3 separate regions of the Homo sapiens genome follow, and regions 2 and 3 are each linked to region 1. The links are chromatin loops, found by intact Hi-C in ENCODE. Cell type or tissue: endothelial cell of umbilical vein. All regions are shown on one strand.

What was found. Peaks named below come from ENCODE experiments on the same cell type or tissue, not always from the same donor. Only the 100,000 strongest peaks of a DNase experiment are listed, where the experiment ranks them.
Region 2: it touches region 1 in a loop (8-fold over the local background); 30 of 110 quality-filtered maps call a loop at or near these places.
Region 3: it touches region 1 in a loop (5-fold over the local background); 20 of 110 quality-filtered maps call a loop at or near these places.

Annotation. Positions count from the first base shown.
Region 1 is chr13:109,152,635-109,160,634 of GRCh38, reverse strand. All of the region lies in intron 32 of MYO16 (myosin XVI), which reads right to left. LOC105370356 (a long non-coding RNA gene) reads left to right here and starts at 847. Exons shown (of 5, transcript XR_931717.3): 1 at 847-943. RefSeq lists enhancers at 275-780, 781-1,286, 3,277-3,826, 3,827-4,377, 3,785-4,984. In endothelial cell of umbilical vein, no CTCF peak of the experiment used is centred here; DNase peaks (open chromatin) are centred at 4,234, 5,004 and 5,914; H3K27ac peaks cover 3,799 bases.
Region 2 is chr13:109,344,026-109,352,025 of GRCh38, reverse strand. No RefSeq gene overlaps it. Among named protein-coding and RNA genes, the nearest start is that of LINC00399, 53 kb to the left of the region's middle. RefSeq lists an enhancer at 2,044-3,243. In endothelial cell of umbilical vein, no CTCF peak of the experiment used is centred here; DNase peaks (open chromatin) are centred at 3,055, 6,335 and 7,285; H3K27ac peaks cover 3,512 bases.
Region 3 is chr13:110,122,447-110,130,446 of GRCh38, reverse strand. It overlaps LINC03082 (long intergenic non-protein coding RNA 3082), which reads left to right and starts at 1,311. Exons shown (of 3, transcript NR_187462.1): 1 at 1,311-1,590. LINC03032 (long intergenic non-protein coding RNA 3032) reads right to left here. Exons shown (of 3, transcript NR_148221.1): 3 at 5,213-7,994. RefSeq lists enhancers at 2,733-3,540, 3,541-4,349, 6,862-8,000. In endothelial cell of umbilical vein, no CTCF peak of the experiment used is centred here; a DNase peak (open chromatin) is centred at 3,836; H3K27ac peaks cover 3,482 bases.

The DNA.
Region 1 (8,000 bases):
ATAATATTTAAAGGTGTGTCTGAGACATTTTTGTGCCTCTGTATCTAGTGAAGTAAGGGGTTGTGTAGTTCAGTGGCATCCTGTGGTTGGGTCCATGGAAACACGGGTTGGTTTGGACACCTGCAGTGTTTTCTTTTGGCCTATTAACAAGATTTCTCTGTGACCTCGGGCTCGGTGCTATTTTTACAGGTACGAGAGAATTGAATCACATCAGGATCTGACTCAAAAATAAAGTCTTGGCCTTTGCATTAAGATATGATTATTAATTACAAGTTTGCAGTGTAGGTACATTTAAGGTGAATTTTAATCTAGCGAGAGCAAATCTCTAAATGTTGATACAAAAAATTCGGTTGTCTTGTGCTAGTTTTTATATAACTGAAATATCACTCCCAGTCAATGTGATTCTGTTTTAAATCATGGCTCTTGATAGGAGGTGCTTTCTGACCCCCAGGGGACATTCAGCAATGTCTGGAGACATTTTTAGTTGTCACAACCGGGCGATGGGGTGTGCTACTGACGTCTGGTGAGCAGAGGCCAGAAATGCTGCAAAACATCCTATAACACACAGGACGGTCCCCCAACCTAGAATTATAGTATCCAGCTCAGAATGTCCATTGTACTGAGGCCGAGAAACCTCGCTTTAAAACATAAGTCGGATCATGTCATTCCCGACTCCAGCCTCTCTGCTGCTTTCTGAGTTGATTCACATTAAGATCCAAAGGCTTCCTGAGGCTGAGAGGACCTTGCATGCCCTGACTCCTGCTGGCCTTGGGCCCCAGCCCCCCTTACACGCCTTAGGCCTTGGCCTCGGTCTTGCCTTCCCGGCCCTGTCAGCCTCCCAGCCTCTCTCTCCTTCTCCAGCGTCCAGCAGGGCATGGCAGCTGCACTGTGTTCAGGCCTTCTGGATGACCTTCTGAAAAACAGCACCTGTCTTCCTCGCCAGGTCAGTTCCTGTCCCCACTCCTTGCTTTAGTTTTCTACACAGTCCTTCTCACTGCATGGCACAGAACAGCCCAATTGTTTGTTTTGTGTCTCCTTCCTCTGGAATGTGGGCAAATACAATGTGCGTTGTATTTTCAGTGCCTAGAATAGAGCCCGGCTCACAGATGGCACTCAATTAATATTTGTTGAAAAAGAAAAAAGATGAATGAACAATAAATTAGTTTTAATAATGTTGCTATAGAAATTCTCTTTCTGAAAGGAGCTACACTTTCCATACCTGTAAAATAGCTTGCACATTTACTAAATGAAAATTTTATGCAAATAAGTACAGTAAAGCCACGCACCACAATGATCATTTTTCCCCATTCACACAAGATTGACAACTTACGGAAGCACTTTCAGTGTTAATCCACCTTTGAGTGCTGATCTTTACTTATTTAAAATTATAAGATAAGGAAAATATCTCATTGCATGAGGTGAATATTTTCTTTTATGCAATGGAGTGGAGCTGTTTGTTTTCTACCTAAGCTTGTTAACTTATGAGAGAAAGGACCTATGGTTGTTTGAAACTGATTCCTGACCCATGGTTTGAGAATTCAAAGACACAAGGTCCATACATAGTTTTTTAAAATTGTACTTTACATTGCTTTACAATCTGTAATATCAGGAGATAAAAATCAATTTGATGAATGTTGGCATGCTTTGGCTGTGCTGAGTGTGACTCTGGAATCCTGGTGACTGGAGTGGGCACAGTGGGTTGACCCGTAGTTACGTGAAGGGGCTTCCATGCACCCCTATCTTCCCCAGGCCTCTTCCAAGGCCGAGGGAGGGACTCAAGCAATGTACAAACAGTTAACATTTGTAATACTTTGTAAACGTATACTTTGATTTATTTTCTCATTTTGAATAAATGTCCACTTAACTCTCTAAATGTTCATTTTTCATCTTTATTATTATTTTTTTAAAAAAGCTCACCTTTCCCCAATTGCATATGCTTCAATCTCTGGACAAAAACCAAAATGGGTCTCAGGCATAGAGCCTCTAGCCATAATCTACATGATGAAATCTTTACCTTTGAGTAATTCACAGGCGGGAGGAGAAATAGGTGTGAGGTCACTGGATGAGACTACAAAGGCAACGTCACCTCCGGCTCACCTTGGAAATGTTTTATGGGAAAAGTCCAACTCCTCAGACAGTAACAAGACTGTTTTATAAGTTTGCCATGACAGGAGAGGTATGAATAAGTTAACATCAGGGATGTGTCTGGGAGAGGAGACACAGGAAGGATTTTGTGGAGGGAGGGGGAGGTAGGATGGAAGGCGAGAAGAGGAACTTCTCTTAAGGAAGAATGCAAAAACTCTGCAAGAGTGGAGAGACGTTTCTTAGTGGGGAGAGAGAAATGTCCTTGAATAATTCTGGGAGAGCTGGAGAAAGACAGGGAGCATAATGGGAGTTAAGATGAGTCCTTGCTCCAAACCAAGAGTGACAAGAAACCTGGCAGAACGGACAGCACGTGGTTCAGCCCTGGGAAGGCAAAGAGATGCCCTGGAGCGCAGTGGCCACTCTGGGGAACATGAGAGCTGAATGAAGAAGAAAGGAAGAGGGGTGGACCATGAGCAAACTATATTCCTCCCCCAAGCTAGGGAGCTCTCCACTGATTCAACAGGTATTCACGTCCTACAAGGTCCAAACCTGGTGCTAAGATTTACTTTAGAACTTAAAGAAATATTCGTCCGAAAGAAACAATCCATTGAGTGCTCACATTTTAGAGGGGTTATGGAGCACGGCAGATGACAAGAATTTATGACGACCGGGTAAGTGCAAGAAGAAAAGGGACTACATCTATCCTGAGGGGTATAGAAGAATGAAGAATCTGACGCATCACTGTGGGACTCGCATCCTGCTCAGCTGAGCTAATTTTGACGGTTTTATTCACTTGTTAAAGCCTTTGACACTTATAATGCCAACCCATGTGACAGGGACATCCAGGGTGCATTCTAAGGGGTGCTTTTCCCCAGGCTTCTCTGTGGTGACTCAGCTCTAAGGGGGACTGTCTTCAAGGTGCCTTCAAGGCATGTGTTAAGGTTGCAAAGGGCCAGGGGGCTGGGATGGGAGCTCTGCAAAATGCTCTAGGAATTCTTAGGAGAGGTCAGAGTGGGCTGGAGCAGCCAGGTGAGCCTTTGTTGTGTAGGCAGGAGGAAGAAGCAGTGGATTTTGAGTTGAGGACGGAATGTGGAGAGGGGGAGGGAAAAGGAAGGGAATGCCGCAGAGGCAGAGCTGACTGCACTCGTGAGGGAGGGGAGGCTGGCTCTGCCCACACCTCCGCACCGGGAAGTGGGAGCAGAGAGCTTTGGAGTCTATGAGCATCACAGGACTGGGTTCCAGCAAGTATTTTGAGCAAGGGCATGCTGTGAAGAATAAGGTTTTTTTTTTTTTTTTTTTTTTTTTTTGTAAATACTAATCTAGCAAAGAAAGTATACAGCTGAATGGACCTTGAGGAGAGATTAGAAGTAGAAAGAGAGTCAGGGGAGAGGCTGGGGAAGCAGAAGGAGGAGTGGAAAGGCAGGAGGAAGCTGAGTTCAATCCCACTGAGCGGGAGAACTGGGACCTGATGGGGACCACAGCTGGGGCGTGGTTCAGAGCAGCAGCTCCCACCTGAAGAGCAGGGTGCATCTGGGGTTGTACTTGTTGACTTTGAAGTGACAGCCGCAGGCCTGAGGATTAAATTGAGTGGCAATTTTTTGAAGAAGAGAATTTATTAGGACTGGAAAGGAAACAGCTAGGAGAGACTTAAAAATCTCTCAGGAAGGAGAAATTTTCAAGGAAGAGACACTCTCGAGTGTGAGGAGGTAGCAGGAGGGGACGCCCAGGTGACTGCCGTGCAGGAGGGCAGATGTGGGCGTGCAGGAGGGCAGATGTGGGCTTGCAGGAGGGGCTGCAGGCCAGGAGCCTTGGCAGAGGGCAGGACTGTGTGGCACGCAGGGCGGCTGACAGCGTCAGTGCTGGGGAAAGGCCAGGAAGCAGGGGAGAGAAAGGAGCCATGGAATGTTTCCCCAACAAGATGCTGAAAACACCACTTTTCTCTTAGGTACCTGCGCTAGAGATCAGATTAGAGTGTATTTTAGAATCCTATGAGATGGGATCCGGGTTTCAGTAACGCAGGAGAAAAACAAACTATAGCTGTTTGGCTGACTTAATACTGAGAGTGCTATGTAAGGCATAAAAAATGTGAAAATACATTTTAAACTCATTACTCATACTGGCTATAACTCATTCTGAAACTCTATAGGAAAATTCCTCTTCAGAAAGGCTATTGCATGAAGGGAATGTGCTTGTTTTTTCCTACTTGGCATTAAGGAAAAGTACAAATGCAGAGAGAGGTGCCTGGCAGGCTCCCACCACTTCTCAAGTTCTCGTTTGTAAAATTTAGAAGTCGCAGCTCGACAGCGCTTGCAGATACACATAGATGGTGCGTAATTAAATTTGGATACAAGCACTTCGACCTGAAATTGGCGTCTAGCTTGTGTTAAACCAAATCTAGTTTGTGTTACACAGGGCAACTCCTTTTAAATCTCTAAAATATAGATTTCTCTGAAACCCTGTATTACTGCACATGAGGAAGAAATGCAAACAGGGCTTTGACACCCCTCTCAAGTCGACCTGCATCCTACTTTATAAGCTTCTAGGAAGTGATTTGTTTTCTTTTACATAATATGTTTTTTCTTTTACATGATAGAATTTTCTTTCCTTTCCATGATAGCATAATCCAAATATTTGTGTTATTGCCTCTCAGAAAGACGAATTTCAGATGTAAAGAACCACAGAGGCTAATCTGAAACTCAAGAAGAGAGAGTTCAGTGGAGATGGGTGGATGTGAGGAGAGTGGAGACTGCTACAGGGGAAATGTGTTAAACTCATGGAGGTGACACACTGCAATTATGCATGTTTTGAACAGCACAATTCTAATTGCCTTTTGAAAACGTGCAACAGATTTTATCATCCCTTTGTGAATGCTTGCAGAAATATATCAAGAGAGGGCGTCTGAGTCTAGTGGTGATGGAGATCTGGGAAGAGAACTGGGTTCCCAGGCAGTTACTCTTGTGACACAGCTGTTACCCACACTATGTGGACAGGTCATATTTCTATAAGCATTGATTACTTAAGAAACAGAAAAATACATCACTGCAGACCTTGGAAAGGTTGCGTGTGCTGAGAAACTGGATTTGCCCGGCCCTCTACTGACTTTAAATGTCTCGGGCTGGGCTCCCGACATTCCTTCCTACTTGTTAATAACCCCTTATGAAATCACCACCCTGGAGTAGATCGAAATTCCTCTTGAACTTATGTTTTAAGCATTCTTCTCTGGTAGCGAGTGCCGCAGATACTTATCCTCCAGGTTAAGCGGGGAGGAATGGAAATGTCTGCTCCTCCTTCACTCCTAACTCTTGTCACCCACCCCCCCGCCAAGTCGAAGGAGATGGTTTGTGCTAGAAAACACCAACTGAAGTAGGAAACAGAGCGATGTCTTCAACAACATATGTGCTGAGCAAGGGAAGAATGCATTGATAGTAAAGCTAAAAAATGACTGTCAGTATAAATAAGGTTTTCAGTACCCAAAAATGCACAGAAAATTAAGTTGTGCCAATTTCCTTTTAAATTTAACTAACTGAATCCTTTTTTGCCCATTTATTCTGTCCCTGCCATAAAGGGGAAAAAATCACTTCAATCCCTTTCCTTTTCTTGTACTTGGGTAGCTTTTTTTTTTTTTTTTTTTTTTTTTTCATAATTAGCCGAGTATGCAATACCTAAACAACATGCCTGCTTGGCCCAGAGCCCCATTCCTCATGCATACTTTTATAGGTCATGAGGTTATTTATATTGCTGTTATTTTTACATTTCCTCAATGCCAGGTGGTAACGTAAATCCAGGAGTCCTGAGCCACGATGTGTGGCCAAGTACGCGGTCGGTGTCAGCAACATATGTTTTCCTGGAGGGAAATGGTTCCTCCTCACTTTCCCCAGAAGGCAAAGGTGAGAAGATAACGTCCCTGCTCTTCTGTTGGGAGTGTTTCGTGTTGGTGACACCTACAGCCTGGATGGTAAGCTAGTGGTGCCTGTCCTCTGCTAAAAAAGAAACAGCAAAAATTAAAGAAAACAGAAAGAAAGAAAAAGAAAAATTACAGCAGTGGTGGATGTGAGGTCTTTTCAAATCCCTTGCTCAGAACTCATTACCAATTTACCCATCTAAAGTACTTAATAACAAAAAAAGACACAGACCAGGGCCCATCGGAACGAGCATGAGTCATCGACCTTGAGCATTTTGCTGTGTCAACATTTCACCAAGGAGAAACGTGGCAGGCCCGGGCCAGGCCACCCAAGGCGGTGGGATGGACGTGGGGACCTTGAGAGCTCAGGGCAGCAGCCCTGCACCAGCTGGCATCAAGACATTTCCATATTTTAATAAGAGTGTGGCAGCACCTGTGGACACCAGCTGAAGCATAGCCCACCTGCCCACACTCACTGGCTCCCAGCCAGGAGCTCGGAGGCCTTGAAAAATAAATTTAAAATATCTATGGAGATTCAAATTCTTCTCGAAATTCTGGAAGAGCTACATGGACCGTGTCTTTGATAGCCGTAGCGGTTGCATCTCTTTCTGGTGGTAGATTGGCTGGAGTGACTAATTCTTTACGTGCTCACGTGACCCAATTTCCCCTGATGGGCCACAGGGCAGGTGCCAGTCACTCAGGAAGGACAAATGACTGGGACGCAGTAGAGAAAGGCTGAGCCTAAGCTTCCAGTGGATTCACACTTCACCAGGGACCACAGGAAGACACCATGAGGTGGCCAGGCAGGTCGGTGGTGGGGTTTCCCTTCTCCTAGCCTAGCTGTTAATTTCTTAAGTAATTAATCAGCCCAGATTAATCACTTTTTTTTTGAGACAGAGTCTCGCCCTGTCGCCCAGGCTGGAGTGCAGTGCTGCAGTCTCGGCTCACTGCAACCTCCACCTCCAGGGTTCAAGTGATTCTCCTGCCTTAGCCTCCCAAGTAGCTGGGACTACAGGCCCACACCACCATGCCCGGCTACTTTTTGTGCTTTTAGTAGAGATGGGGTTTGACCATGTCGGCCAGGCTGATCACAAACTCCTGACCTCAGGTGATCGGACGGTCTTGGCTTCCCAAAGTGTTGAGATGAGCCACCTCGCCCAGCCAGATTAATCATTTCTAAAGTACGTAGGTTCACATGTAAATGAACATAGAAATAGCAAGAAAAAAATCTATCCTTTCTATATCTATATATCTATAGCTATTCTGATACAGTTACTCCAAAACATAATTTGATCACGCCCTTTGAAAAATCCTTTTACTGTGCAGGATAAGGCACACAGTGGCTTCTAGCACACAAGAGGACAACCTCCTCTTGTTCTGATGCTTTCTCTTTGGAGATTTTGTTTCCTATTTGCCCGTATAAATCCTCCCCTGTAGACCAGTGTTTCAGAGGACATATTTGTGAGCTGAGAAATCAATTTAGTGGGTCATGACACGCACTTTAAAATGAAAGAGAACAGAATACCATGAGTAAAAATGCAGTGTTGAACGAGCGTCATGGATACGTCGTGTTTTGTGAATCCCGAGTAGTATCTCTATGTAAAATGTGAGTCTCGTCCCCTGGATGCGTCGGAGTTTTCAAGTTTCCTTGCCATGGTCTGCTTAAGAGAGAGCCCACATTTCATTTTAAAAATCCATACAATTCCATGCAATGTCTGGCACCAAATAGATTCCTTGGAATAAATGAATGAAGTGTGCCCTTCGTATTTAGTGATTTTTCCGAAACCTTTTTGAAATTTTGAAGCAAACTGCAGATAGTAATAGGAAATACTACTGCTAGTTTTATCATTTTGCCTGAAGTTAACCTCTGATATTTTGTAGCCTAGGAAGAACTACATATCCGGAGGCATGCCATAGGGTAGTTTTCTCACCTGATAAAAGGAACGTTTGTTTCTAAAGCTATTGCAGAGGGTTCCGAAGACATGCTCAATCCCCGCAGAAATGGAAATGTATT
Region 2 (8,000 bases), 190 kb before region 1:
CCCTCATCATTATCCCCATCCCTTGCCAGGGGGTACATTTGTTACAATCAATTAACCTAAATTGACTCATCATCATCACCCAAATGTCACAGTTTACATTAGAGTTCACTCCTGGTGTTGCCCATTCGATGGGTTTTGGTAAATGTATACAGGTTTGTTTTTAAGGTGAAAAGAAAATACTCAAAAAGCTTAGAAGAGTATATGGCATAGATGAAAAACTCAAAATGTTACCTACTATCATTGATATTATTATTGATTATAGTGGTATGTTTTAAAATAATCTTTTGAAACACTTTTTCTTTTCTTTAAATTATAGTGGCATGTCCGTAACTTACATATGTGATATATGTTGTATATTTATGTAATTTGTAATAATTATATACTACCATGTATAGTAGTATATATTACATATACTATATAATATGGTATGTATACTATGTAATATATACTTATTCTTTATTATACATAACACAATATATTACATATATATACTATATATGAAGACATACATATATAGTGTATATACTAAATTATTAGGTTGGTGCAAAAGTAATTGCAGTGTTTGCCATTACCTTCAACAGTAAAAACCGCAATAACTTTTGCACCAACCTATAATACATGTCTTCAAAAACTGATGAGCAGAATCTCTGAACTCAGCCAAACACAGAAGGATCCTAGGGTATGGGTGATTGTTGAAATACATGCTGCAAAATATTCCTCTTAAAAGCCTCACTCTGTAATCTGAAACTTCTAATATTCTGGCTGTCTTTGAGTGTGGTAAGCTCATATTTTGAGGTCAATAATTCGTATTCCCTTTAAATAACACCAGTTGTTTGCCTCTGGACAATGATAATCTTTAACGTGGGAAGATTTAATCCTAATTGCAAGAGGTCTTACAGACAGAAGTGACTTCCAAAAACACAGACCAATATTTCCTGGAATAAAATTCCAGATATTAACAGGCTTTATTATGGCGGCCTACATCAGTGTGTCAATGCATAAGAACATAAGCTGAAAAAAAAAATTGGCTCAGATCATAAAAATAAAGCTTAACAGTTGGATTCAACATCTCTTATCATCTACCACTCCCCACAGACATCTCATCTCTGAATCCCGATCCGTTATTCTTGAGCTAGGTACACACATTCAATACTCTGTAGCCCAAGGCAATGCCTACAATCTAAGTTCTAGGGCAGAGACTACCATATTCAGTTTTTTTATTGTTTCTCCAAGTCAATTATTTCTTAGAAATGTATTAAATTTTCTCATGCCAGATTTTATGTGATTTAATTATGGAACACTAGAGAAAATCAGGGATTTAAAAGAATTTTTCATGCCTCTCAGCCATGATCCAAGGTGACTGGTTGTACGTGGTAAAGGATAGCATCTACTCAGTCCCCGCGATTTGAAGACATATGTAACCAGCACTTGCCACCTTATCATTATACTCTAGAAGGCCATCAACCAAGACTTCATTCCGGATGTCCTAGCTCTCAGAGAACATCCCTTTCGACCCAATTGTATTGTCTGTTCATACTCTATTATTACAGTAAATGTGAGTGAACAGCAGTGTATTGACTTTTAATTATGTATAGTATATTTTTAAAATTTGTAATTACTATTCCTTTATACGTCTCTAAAAATCTTGTAATTATGATGCTAAACACTATCACACCATTGGAAATGGCAGAACTGTTCAGATTTGCCAATATCTGGGTGATTACTCTTGCTTGCAAAGGTTTTTAGAGAAGTAATAATTATGTGCTTAGCATTTAAGCTATTTCTCCAAGTTTACAATTATTATTCTTTCTTTCTGCAGAGAGCACTGTGACTTACAAAGAGTAAGAAAACTAGAAACTTTTGTTTGGTTTGCCAATGTATTGGCAGCATGATTGGGACAGAATCCAGGTCGTGCCCCAGGAGAAAGCTATTCGTGACACCATCTCTTCGCACCCTGAAAACATATTTATTAATTCAGTGTTTGACGTGTGTTTGTAATTACTGATGTGTATTTATGGGTTTCAGGTGATTTTTTTAAATCTTAGAATCTCTGCCCCTTATTGAGGGTGGTCTTAAGGTAATAGGACATTTACTGAAACAACCTTCTGTACCAAACATGATGCCTTCTTTTACCTCCGTGGCTTCCAGCTTCAACCTGTACTCCATGTTCCTTCCAGACTCTGTGCTCCATCCACAGCAAACATTGCAGCTTGCTAAGCAGCCTGTGCTGTTGCTTCTGGGCCTTTGCATCGGATGTGGTCCCTGCTTAACAGACCTTCCCTAGCTCTTTGCCTGCACACAATATTCAGCTCACCCTTCAATTCAACGCAGCTAACTCACCTTTTCTTCTCTAACAGCCTCATCCCCTCCCCTAGAGACTTATCCACTTCTCTTTGTGCTACACTGGTATACTAGGCATTTCTGTCATTTTTTTTCCTGTATAACATCCTCTGAATGTAGCATCTATTTAGTAATTATCCTATTTGAGGATGGAACTGTCTTTAAAAGAATCTTCAAGATATATACAACCAAAAATGGCAAACAGAGTAACACCTACACAAGTTTGGTACAGTGCCAGAAACACATGCTTTATTTTTCTGGACAAATTAAAGAAATTCACCTTTGGTCACGTCCACTTCTATATTTGGACATTTTCATGTGGTTTCTGGGTACTTCTCTCTTCTTCATTCCTCTTGTTTTTTTTCCTGGCTTATTTTTACATTAGTAGTTCAATTTTTAAAGTTCCTGAAACAAATGCAAAAAGTTGGTATGGTATTATTCAAAGTATAAGATCAATTTGTAGATCTTAGGAAATTCTAATTCTATGAGTCACTTTACTTCTTCTGTATGGGTCTCCTTTTATTCACTTAAACTGTTAATGTAACAAGAATTTATCTACTGAGTGATTGCACCAAGCACCCTGTCCTTATTCCTTGCAGGGAAATAGTAGGAGTGAAGAATCTCCTTAGTCATTATTTTAAAGTATTTTTTTCAAGTCAGTGAAACTACAACAGTAATGACAAAGTTAAAAGCATTTAGATTACAACTTCAAACAGTGATTATATCTCAAACATGTGCTATTAAAAAATCTTCGGGAGTTAGAATGTGATAAGATTTGTCATTCATTTTCACAGATATTTGGAAGATATTTCAAATAATAAATTTTGCTACTAAGTGGTAATTTAATTGTGCATTTAGACTCAAATTTCTCTGGACAAACATCCTACTTAAATTTTTCTTACCCATAGTAGATTTTATTCGAACGAGAGTAAACACTTTAAAAGCTTTGATGGAAGAATTAGTAAGTACCAATGACTCATAGTTCATCTAGCATTTTTCTTCCCTCATGCATTTTGATGACCATTTAATGGGTTACACCACCAAAACAGCTCCATTAAAAATTTTCAAGCCAGAATAAGAAGGTAAAATTAACCCACAGTTTTTCAGGTAGATCCATGAATTAAGACAACTACAGGAAACATCAATGGGTAAAAAAAAATGTATTCTCTTTTTATAAGTTTATAATAATTATTTATTAGGATCACTGTCCTTCAAAGTTCTAAATTTAATTGAAGAAAACTTGTTAATGCTTATAGAAGAGTCACTTTGTTAAATTTATCATGTTTGTATATTAATTGCTGATACGTGAGATAAATCTAAACATGATATAATCAGTCATAATATTTGATTTTTAAATTGGCAATTACATTTCTTGATTATTGATTTAGAAGAATTTTCTTTTTTTCTTTCTTTCTTTCTTCTTTCTTTCTTTCTTTTTCTTTCCTTCCTTCCTTCCTTCTTTCTTTCTTTCTTTTTCTTTCTTTCTCTTTCTTTCTTTCTCTTTCTTTCTTTCTTTCTTTCTTTCTTTCTTTCTTTCTTTCTTTCTTTCTTTCCCTTCCTTCCTTCCTTCCTTCTTTCTTTTCTTTTCTTTTCTTTTCTTTTCTTTTCTTTTCTTTTCTTTTCTTTTCTTTTCTTTTCTTTTCTTTTCTTTCTTTTCGGATCTCACTCTGTTGCCCAAGCTGGAATGCAGTGGCACAGTCATGGCTCATTGCAGCCTTGACCTCTCAGACTAAACTGGCCCTCCCACCTCAACCTCCCAAGTAGCTGAGACTACAGGCATGAGCCACCAGGCCCAGCTATTTTTTTAATTATTATTATTTGTAGGAGTGAGGTCTCACTATGTTGCCCAGGCTGGTCTTGAACTTTTGGGTTCAAGCAATCCGCCCGCTGCAGTCTCCCAAAGAGCTGAGATTATAGGCATGAGCCACCATGCCTGACCTAGAAAAATTTTCAATATGTTACAGAATGTTTATCAATCTGGTAGTGCTATTAAAATAGGGTCTTGGAAATACCCTTCTGGCAGCAGAGAGCAGATCTGGTGGCAGGGAATATGACCAACTCACAGAAAGGGCACAAGCAAGGAAACAGTGTGAGGTGGTAGCAAGAGTGATGAAGAGAACAAGGCAGATTCAACAAGTGCATGGAAGTAAAATCAGCAGAACTTGATAGATCTGTTAGCTATGCAGAAGAAGAGAAAAGAAAGAAAGTGAAAGATGGCTTGGTCAATTCTATCCCAGGTCTTTCCAGAAAGGAATTCAGGGAGGACCTGGTTTGGGAAAGGCCAAAGGTGGGAGCAATGATGAAACGGGTGTAATCCATGGTCAGAGACTCTGAAAGAGGGCATCACTTTAAAACACATAAGTAATTTTTAAAAATCCTAATTATTATATCACCAGTGAACTTGGTGAAAAAAAGAATTGGGAAGGCTGATAATAAAATGCTTTTTCTAAAGGGATCTCTCTGAAGAATTCAGTTTTATTATTTCAATAGGTTTTGGTGAAACAGGTGGTGTTTGGTTACATGAATAAGTTCTTTAGTGTTGATTTCTGAAATTTTGGTGCACCCATCACCCTAGCAGTGTACACTGTACCCAATGTGTAGTCTTTTATCCCTCATCCCCCTCCAACCCTTTCCCCTGAGTCCCCAAAGTCCATTGTAAAATTCTTATGCCTTTGCATCTTTATAGCTTAGCTCCCACTTATGAGTGGGAACATATGATGTTTAGTTTTCCATTCCTGAGTTACTTCACTTAGAATAATGGTCTCCAATTCCACCCAGGTTGCTGCGAATGCCATTATCTCATTCCTTTTCAAGGCTGAGTAGTATTCCATGTGTCTATGTGTATGTGTATATATATATATATACACACACATATAGATATAGATATATATACATGTGATATATAGGTATATATCAGATTTTCTTTATCCACTCATTGATTAGTGGGCATCTGGCTGGTTGTATATTTTTGCAATTTCAAATTGTGCTGCTATAAACTTGCACGTGCAGGTATCTTTTTCACACAATGACTTCTTTTCCTCCGGGTAGATACACAAGAGTATGGGATTGCTGGATCAAATGATAGATCTACTTTTAGTTCTTTAAGGAATCTCCACACTGTTTTCCATAGTTGTTGTATTATGTTGGTGCAAAAGTAATTGCAGCTTTTGCCATTAAAAGTAATGAGTAATGAGCCTACCCTTTAATCTGCCATGGAGAATGATGATCACAATAAGAGACTTAATATTTATTCTGTGCTTCCCAGGTGTCAGGCATTATATGCTGTTCTATGTCTTATCTCAGCCATTGAGAAGTCCTATCAGGCAGGGCTGATTGTCCCCACTTACAAAAGGGTGAGATCTAGCTCCGAGAGGATTCATGATATGCCACAGGACTGACAGCCAGGAGTAACTTTCAGGACTGCTCTGAACAGGCAACCCTAGGGAGAACTGCATGAGCCCACAATCTGGGATCAATGAGCAGATAAGAGAGATGAGAGAGGACAAAGCTGCTCCTCTGCTCCTTTTTCCCCCCAACTTTCTCCTTTAAGATCCATCTTTAGGGGCAGCAGGGAGAACAAATGGGTGCAATGGGAAGTGGGGTCCCGGAGCTCAGAGGCAATAAGAGCAGCTGACGTGCATGGGGCTGAGGTTCCAGGTAGAGCTGGATTTTACTCCAAAGTGTGCAGAACCCAATTTCAACTATCTTTGAAGAATCACAAAGAAAGTGAAAGGGCAAAGCCACGAGTCCTGGAAACCTCAAATAGTCATACTTGATGGTATTTTCTGGTAAACCTGTGGAATGGACTATTGTGCTACAGACTTATAAGCCCTTTAGAAAAAGCAGTCATGATTTTCAGGAGTCAGCATGGCTTCACTAACAGCGAGTCACACCTCATTTGCTTTCTGACATTTGACTGGACTGGCAGCTTGGAAGATGACATAGATGTGGGGTAGCTGGGTTCCATCAAAGCATGTGACAGAGTTCTGTTTAATATGTTCACGGAAGCACAGCAGGATGACATGAATGGACTGATAGCAAAATCGGATGCAACGTAAAGCAGTGAATAACTATTTTTTTAAAAAGTGGTGATTAATGTACTGATATCAGCCTGAAAGGAAGTCATTAGCAGTAAGCCAAAAGGTTCTGATACGATTAAATCCAGTCAAATGCTTTTATCATTCACTTACTTGAAGGCATGGAAAACATGCTTCTCAAATAAGTGGGTAATCTAATGATTGTGGGAATGTCTACTACAGCAAATGACTGTATCAAGATTTAAATAATCTAGGGATGCCAGTATGAAGCACAAAAGAAGGTGTTGGAAATTTCTTTCTGAGAAATCCTTTGAAACAAGATAGATCCCTCATCAAGCCAGAGCTGGTAAGAATTTCTGCTTTTGACTTGTATTTAATTTTGAATTGAATTTGGTGAATAAAATTTGGCTTCTTTTCCTCCTCCTGTAGAAACTAACTCCAAAATAAGAAGCAAAACAAACAAATGAACTTCATCTTTAATTTTTAAAAAAGAAAAATAAAAATGAAGGAAAGAAAGAATAAAACAGAAGCCTAGCCTCTCAAAAGCAGTGACAATCAAACATGGAAACCCTCGAGGGTGGACACCTATGGTCCCAGACCTCAGAAAAGGCCATCAAAGTCCACTTGTTCAAGGTAGATGGCAGCCATGCAGGTTAGATCTAAACTCGGGTCACAGGATGGGGATGAGTTCTGCCCGGCCCTGAGAGCGTCCCCAGAGTTCGTCTGGCTCTGAGAGAAAGTTGAGGAAAAGTGGCTGAGAGAGCACCGTGCCAAAGTGTCTTCAGAAGGTTGTCCTTGGTGACAACATGAGGCAGGTGGTGAGGCAAGGAGAAGTTCCACTGGGAGTCCCCCGAATGTTGATCCTGCTTGGATGAAAGGAAATGAGAGTCCAGAAGCTCATCTGCACTCCATAGTCCTGAGTCATTCTGAGAATTCCTAACATCCTGAAGCACACGCTGCCCCAGGTCCCACATGGACTTCCTACAGATAGTCAATATGTGGAGAGCTTGTCTTGTTCAAACATGAGAAATATTCGAGAAATAATTTAAAAGGAATAAGCAAAATATACAAAGATTGTACAATTCTACAAATGGGAAGAAAGAACAGAGAAATTAATTTCTAATGCAGACAAAAACCTGCATTAGAAAAACGCTACCACAAAGAGAGATTATGATCCAACCTATCTTCACAAATTACCAACAAAATGAAACCATCATCTGTATAAACAAAACACGCAGCAGAAACACATTAGTTCATGGGTGATATATTGGGACCTCAGAAGAATGTGCTATGTGAGCTGGTGTAGCTCAGGAAAAAATGTGAAAAATATAAATGCACAGGAAAAAATGATAGCTAAATGGGAAGCAGCACTAAGGAGAAATACTATGAAAATACAGCTCTGCACATAATGGACTGTACTGAGAAAAACACTCAAAATATAAAGAAAATGAGCAAAGAGTTAATGGGATTACAGTGAAAAACAGTAGTTATGGAACAAGGCAAGTAAAATCTAGAAAGTGTGATGGATTTACCTAAGTAGGGTGTATTAGTCAGGGTTCTCTAGAAGGACAGAACTAATAGGATATATATATATACACACACACTATATATATACACATACAC
Region 3 (8,000 bases), 970 kb before region 1:
GAATCTTCTTGTAATACAGTTCTCTAAGTGCTTCCCTGTACCCACAGTTCTAAATGATCTTCAGTGGAGCGTATTTGTCTGTGTGTGTGCGTGGGTGCCTTAATACTTCTGGAAGCATCCTCTTAACCCACTGTTTTCATTTATACACATATCACCTGTTTCATGGCTAGGACTTGGTAGGATTAGACATACATGGGCCAAAGGTAACTTCAGTCAGACCCTGTTTAATTATAAAATGGCAGAGTAAAATAGATCTAATATGTCAAGGGACACACCTTAAAGCTTATCCAGCCTGAAGAACATTAATGGTAAGTAGAAACAAGCGAACAAAGAAAACCTTTTGAAGTGGCAACAGAGGGGAGGGGTGGGTGCTGGCTCCTACTGAGTTGAGGACAGAGCCATTCCTCTCACTGATGTGCTTCTTCCCTGGAGGTGAGTGTGGGGTGCATGTGGGTGTGCGTGGGGTGGATCCCATGCTGGTGCCAGGACTGCCAAAGTGTGCGTTGGTGGGAAAGAGAAGGAAGGGAGAGCAGGATCCAGTGTCCATTGTGCTGATTTTTTGTGGACACAGAAATGAGAAGGCAGAGAAGATGTCCAAGTCTTCTGTAGGAGAGCTCACCCTCTCCTGGGTAGTTAAGGTCAACCACACTGCATCCGGATCCTGCCAGGAACTTGGAACGCCCAGAGGGCTGGCAGCGACGCAGTGCTGGACATTCCCACCCCACCCGGGCTGCTGCGCTGGGGGCAGCCGGATCCACAGAGATGCAGAAGATGTTGTGGGAAGAGACCATGGGAGAGCCACAGAAGCAGAAGCGCCTCCCTCCCCACTCCCTGCACACCCACCCCCTAAGCTGGGAGCGCCCAACATGCAGCCAGAAAAAAAAAAATCGTTGAAGGCCGGTTCACATCTACTGCCTAGAGAGCAAATCCTCACTGATGTCAATTTCACGTATATGGAAGTGAATATATTCACTTCCTAGGCTGCTGAAACGAAGTGCCACAAACTGCCTGGCTGAAAATAACAGGAATTTGTGTCTCACCATTCTGGAGGCTGGAATTCTACGATCAAGGTGATGTCAAGGCCAGACTGTCTCTGAGGCTCGGGGTAGAAGCTGTCCTGCCTCTTCCCGGTTTCCGGTGGGGCCAGCGGTGCTCGCGGATGCTCCTGCAGGCTTGTACATGCGTCGTCACAACCTCCGCCTTCAGCCACACCCCGTGTTCTTCTTGTGTGTCTCGGTCTTCACGTGGCGTGCCTCTTTTTTATAAGGACAGTGGTTTTATTGGATGCGGGGCCCACCCCATTCCAATGTGACCTCGTTCTAATTAATTACATCTGCAAGGACCTTATTTCCAAATAAGGTGACATTCTGAGGTCCTGGGGGTTAGGACTTCAACATCATTTTTGGAGAAAACCATTCGACCTTTGACAATGCCCAAGTAAAACGGTTTCATTTTTAGCGAGTGGACGTTCGAGTTCTCTATTTGAGGCATTTTTCTCAAGGATTTCTAACAATAGCTCACGTTATAGGTTGCGTTTATTTTTCACCATAATGATTTTTAAAATGTCAAAGCCTTGGCCCAACGACATGGGTGAGTTTGTTTTTATTGTTAGAAAGGATTCTATGCTGCTTTCAAATGTCTGCAGGTTTATTTTTAGCTGGACAGGAAGTGCATCTTACGCTTATGTTGGTTTGTAGGCTGCCCCCTTTTTTGGAGGAATGTTATTGTTAGAAAACCACGTTCAGTTTGGAGATGAGTTTGGATTGAGCACCACGCAAATCTAAGTTATAATTATACTACTCTCCGCTATAGATTTTCCAAAATAATCTTTCTGTTCATCAGAATTTGAAACCTTTCAAATAATGGTTCCGTTTGTTATTCACAATTTCACAGCCCAGCAGCTGCCTTTTATTTGTCTTTAAATGAAAGGTCAAGAGGTTTTGATGTAACCTGGGGTTGAATTGAAGGTAGCATGTCCATGTAGTGAGATGTAAAGTGAAAAATAAAAAAAAAAAAACATAAAAATGCTATGTCGTGACCACAAGATACCAGAATCATTCTTATTTGTTATGACTAAACATCCAGTTATTTCAAAGGGAGGGAAATAGTTCAATCCAGAGCTTACCTAAATTTTTCATTGTTTCAGCAAAGGGGCTTGTGATTTGGGGGAAGTTTAGTTCTTAAGTAGAGGACCTTTCCATCAGACAAGCTGCTTGTATTTGTTGCTGGTGCCACGGATAAGCTAGTATTTCAGAAGAGAGCAAGGTAATCCCATCCTAATGCCGTAATGAGGGTCACAGTGAGGTACGGGAAACGGTGGGACTTTCCACCTAAAAATATCTGCCAGCAGTTATATTGTCAGTTGGCTGTGATCTCCACCTCCAGCAGTGAACCTTCGGGGAGGAGGTTCTTTGACCTTCCTTGGTGTGATTGCCTGGGGAAAGTGATCATTTCATGGAATCGTGTCTGTTTCTCCATCCTCTTCTTTGAGGGACTTCTGAATGAATAAGGTATCACTCTCACACCCCAAACCAACACTTTAACCCTCTGTTGAAATACTATTTAAAGGATGGTTGCATGAGGATGGATTCTATTTTTGCCTGTGACCAAACACAATGAGTCTTAAAAAATAGCCTAGATTTCTTTCTGCTTTGCCTTGAGTGATGATTACAAACACCCCAGCCTTCCACGTTGGTAAGGGCCACTCTCAGGTTCACTAGTATATCTGATGGTGACCACTTACTAAGGTGCCTCCTGTGAGCCGGGCACATATCATGTGTGTGGCACGTCCCATCTCATTTACTCCTTACAACAGCCAGATGAGCTACAACACCCAGATGGTGCTCCCTATATCGCCTTTACAGAGAGGTGACATGGTGGTATGGAGGTAGCCAGGAAAAACCGCGCGGAGGCTCCGACCATCCATCTCTTTGCTTTAGGCCTGGGATCACTTGCAGATGAACCATCTGCCCCCTCCCTTGGGCTTTCTGGAGGGATGGACAAAGTACAGTATTAAGGCTACGCTTCTCTCTGTGCAAACAGCCCTCTTCCCATTTTAGGAAGGAAGCTCTTTATGCTGGAGAGACCCCCATGAACTAAGGAGCAGCTCAAAGCGAGCTTCCATGTCCTTCCAGGGGTCTGTGGATCTTCTGCTACTGCTTTAGCATCTCTGCTCTCCTCCCCTTCCCAGGCTCTGATAGAACCCTGAGGGCCTCACTTCCCTTGCTTCTGGACTTGCAACTAGGAATACATTTAAAAAGTCTCCTCCAGAGGAGCACAATTCCAGCTAAGCCAATCATCCATTCGAACCTTCATGTCTTGGGTTATCGGTTTTCTACTGCAAGGGACGCACCTCGTTCCTTGGAGGGTTACATGGGGTTTGTTGATGGTGTAATCAATTGCCCATGTGATTTGGAAAGACAAACTCGGCGGGTTGAAGCAGGATGTATCCTTCCACATTTTAATTGCTCCCAAGAATGATCAGATAATTGCCTTCCTTTGAAGGATCCATGAGAATGTGCTGAAGTGTCCCAGCAAAACAAAAGAGAGTCTCTGAGCGGCTTCTATTCTTGTCTGGCTCTGTTGACAGCGATTGAATGCTCTGGGGAAGAGAAAAGGCTGGCAGGGAGCCTGGGCCCAGAGGAACGTGAGGAGAGCTGGGCCCCCTCCGAGAGACGTTAGTGTGCTGTGCTCATTAGAAGGAGAATGTGCCACTTGTACTGCCTTCTGCTTACTGCCCCTCCTCCAGGGAGGACTTGTTGAAGGCATGAGAAAATATGAAGCCCGACCCCAGGGCTGGCAGCTGCCGCTGCACCGGAGAGCCTGCCTCCGGGAGCCAGGGACGGGCCGACCTGAGCACACACTTCCTTCCTAGCCTTGTTACAAACATTCCTGTGAGATGGGCAATTCTAAAAGGCTTGGCTGGCTTTAAATGGAGATTGTGAAAAGGCTTAAGCACTTTTGTGAAGTCAGATGTGACTCATCTCCTGCCTGTCCTTATGACCTGCTCGTCCAAACAAGTGGATGCATTGGTGAGAAAAGAAAAGGAAAGAAAAAGGAAAAAGGAAAGAAAAAGGAAAAAGAAAAGAAAATACAACCTCGGTATTTACTTTTTTGGTGGTTTCTATGCTTGATTGTCAAAATCCCTGTGGAGATTGGTCAAAGCAACAGTTTCTGGTGTGACCGGGGACCCTGGCTGCGTTCAGGTGCTGGTTTCTAATGGAGAAGATATTTCTTTTTGTGTCCAAGAGTCATGGGTTGGGTGGTCTGGGGGTGAGATGATGTCAGGGTTCAGGCCACAGGGTGTAAATGCAGAAGGACTTCGACATTGCGGACTCCAAAGTCCTACAGGCAGGCTGGGCACAGGCAGGCCCCAGCACAGTGCCTGAGACGGACCTCTGTGTCTTGAATGAGATCACCAGTCCTGGTGGGTATTTCAAGGTTGTTATAAAGTCAGGCAATGGGACCAAGACAGAAGCTTTGAGGACAGAAACAGTGGTTCTATGAGTAGTTCAGTAATGCAGAATCAGGGCCACAGGAAGCTCAGCTTCTGCAAGCTGGTGGCTGCCTCCGTAAAACATGGGTCTTTACAAGGCTCGTGGCCGCTGCAGTTATCTGGGGTGTGCACTGGCTTTTATTCTGATCACTTGTGAGTCTACCTGTCTCCCTGTGTATTTAGTTGCCCTTCTGTTGTAAAGGGTTTAGGGCTTGGGAAGGGCTGGATTCCTGCCCCCAAGTCCTCACCCCTCCCTTGGACTAGTGCCATTGGACTGTGCCTTGGTTGTGTCCATGGACAGTTGTGCATGTGAACAGGCTTGACCACGTGCCCGGTGCACCAAGACATAAGGGCACCAAGTGCATCTCCTCACACCTCTTGCTCTCCTGAGCTCTGTCAGGAGACAGTGTGTCTCAGGTGGCTTCCTGGCCGTGAGGCTGACAGGTGTGGAACACACCTGAACTGAGCCCAGCCGATCCACCCCTGCAGCAGAACTGCACCAGCCCCCTGCTGGCCTTCAATGCAAAAAATAAAGGCTGTAGACCCATGAAGGTTGTACAGGCAATCCTGACCTCAATGGCGGGGATGGGCTGGTGCCCTCCCCCGAAGTAGGAGGGACCTCACAGTCCGTGATGACGCATTTAGTTCAGAGAGGGTGAGGACTTGGCAGCAGCAATCCCATCCACCCCGCTGAGCCACCGAGACTGTAGCCGCCGAGATGTTCAGAATTCACTTTATTAATCAGCACAAATGGATGAATAGAGCATCTTCAGGTCCCAAAGAGTCCTGGGTGAGCCTGGGTTACATGGAGGGTCAGCTGGGAGGTCAGAGGGACCTCAAGATGCAGAGCTGAGCCTGTCAGGACAGGAGGGTCCTAGCTGTAGAGACTTCGACAGGAGAAGGAGAAGGCAGGGAGCCCGGCCAGTCGTGTTTTTCTCAAAGCCCACCAACAGCAAAAGCAACAGCAGCAGCAAAACCCACAGACCTCATCGTTCCCGCAGAGCTCCTTCCTGGAGTCCAGCCACCGCAACGCATTGCCTTCCTGTCATTTGGGTGGTGTGTGCCGCATTCATAGTCATCGTTGGGGGGCGTCTCAGGAACCCCCTCACATCGCTGTCCCTTTCAATTACCCCCCATTTGATCTCCCTCTTTGAAGTGGGGCTTTGAAAGCACATTGACAGCATCATGTGGGTGACTGGCCCCGCTCTTGTACAAAGGTTTAAGGAGATTAGCTCAGCCCCTGGATAAGATGGGTGAACTTCATTGCTCCTTGGCATCCAGGCATTAATCTGTTCTCAGAGCTGCTTCTTGAAGTGGGGAGTGCCTAGGAGACAGGCTGCAGACCTCAGATAGTGAGGCCCTTTGTAGGACACACACTCTCAATAGCACTCGGCCTCCACTGTGCACAACAAAAGACATTTTCCTGAATTATGGGAGGCAAAGTCCATTAAGTGCAAAACTACGGTGGAAAAATGGCTATCACGGTTTCCTGGGAGGTAGCCCCTGTGATTACAAATCCCACAAACTTTCATACATGAGAATTCAGCAATAAACCCTGAATTTCCTGGGGGGCTGTCTCTTGTTAGTTTTTGTCAATCACAGCCTTTTGGAGTTCAAATGGTCTTCCTTGTGCTATCTGTAGTACTTCACCACCTTACGGTGCCACGATGCTATCGTGGTCCATTTCTGAGCAAAACAGATACTCCACAAATGACGTAGGTTTCCATCCTTTTAAGTCTTATTCTAATGTTGGAGAACCTGCATGCACATGTTTTTAATATCTAAATGCCATGAGAAGAAAATGTACCGATGAATTGTGTTTCAAAGCTGTTTTCAAGTTTTTAAAAAATCCCTAAAGCGAAGCACTCTCTTGTGTAGACTAAGTTGGGAAGGGTGCTCGTCTTCCTGGACCAGTTCACACGGGCTAGATAAACCATAACCGCTGAGTTAGGATACCAAATACTGCAGGAACTAACCCCAGTACCGACGAAGCTTCTGTCTGCAGAAAAAGAGTTACACATATCCTCTGGGCATTAGGAAAACATCCTCCTTGTTTCCTTTAGATTCCAAAGTCTCTCCTAGTTTCCCTCCTCTTCCCTCCCACGGACTTTGAAGGGGGAATGGAAGTCAGGAGCTGTGGCTGCTAAGACACAGAGGGCAAAGCCCTGGGAACACAGGGCTTCCCCAGCAGCCCCAGCCCGGCTGAGTGGCACGATGGGGATGGGGGCTCTTGCAGGAGCTACTGCCGTGGAAAGAGAGATTCAAAATCGCCGGTTCTGATGGGCAGCGGGAAGCATGGCTCCCATGCTTATTTGGCAGGGGCTTCCCTGGAAGTGGGATTGGACGCATATGGGTTTTGTCAGCACCTTCTTGCTGAGCAGGGTCTGGTGAAGCTGTAGAAGCTGGGGACCTTAAGTCGGTGGCCCTTTGTCAGAGATTCTGAATGGCTACCCCTTTCAGCTGTGATCCACAGAAGGCAGTTCCCGGCTCCTGCTGGGCTCCAGCCCGAGGTCCCTGGGTCCTCCCTGAGTCAAACCTGGGCGGGGGTGTGCTCGCCTTCATGTTCCGCTCTGTTAGAAGGTTTCCAAAGCAGCGCTCTTTGTGTCCCTGGGTTGAAAAAATTCTTTCCTGGAAGAGCTGTTGCAGTTTTAACTTAAGCTTTCTTTTTCCCCTAAGACCCAACTGTGTGCCCACAGGACTGGACTGAGTGGGTGTCTGCAGCCAGCTCCCTGCGGAGTCTTTGTGACCAGTCCAGTTTACACTTGGCTTTCTATTTTCTCAGAAACTGTGGTCTCCCAGGAGTCACGCCAGCTCCGGGAAGGTATGAATTCTATGAATGCTGTGTGGGTCGGTGCCACCATGAACAGGGCATGCCCAGGCACGTCTCACCCCCATGGCTTCCTTAGGTTCACCTGCTTTCCACTGGCAATTTGATTTGGCTGACAGCTCAGGTGCTCTTTATAACTTCTGTGGGGAAAATTAGAACCCTTATCTCATCAATTACATGAGGGAGGGCTTTCTATCAGATACCTCACCCCTTTCACATGTTCTTTAAAAATATCAGCAGAGATGAGTGAAATACTATTAACAACTAGTGGCTCAATCTCATTGACACAGAATGTCCAGACCCCTGATTATTTTCTGTGATGAGTTGAACTGTGTCTCCCGAAAAGTTCATGTCCTAAACTGGGTACCTCTGAATGTGGCTTTATTTAAAAATAGAGTCATTGCAGGTATGATTAGATGAGGCCATATTAGAGTAGGGTGGATTGTAGCCCAATATAACTGCTGTCCTCATGAAAAGAAGAAAACATCGTATGAAGACAGAGATGCACAGGGAGGGCGCTGTGTGAAGATGATGGCAGAGGTTGCAGAGATGCTTAAAGAGCCAAGAACATCAAGGGCCGCCGGCACCACCAGAAGTCAGGAAAAGGCAAAGAGGGTTCCACTCAGAGTCTTGGAGCATGGCCTCCCGATGCCTTGATTTCAGACTTCTAGCCTGCAG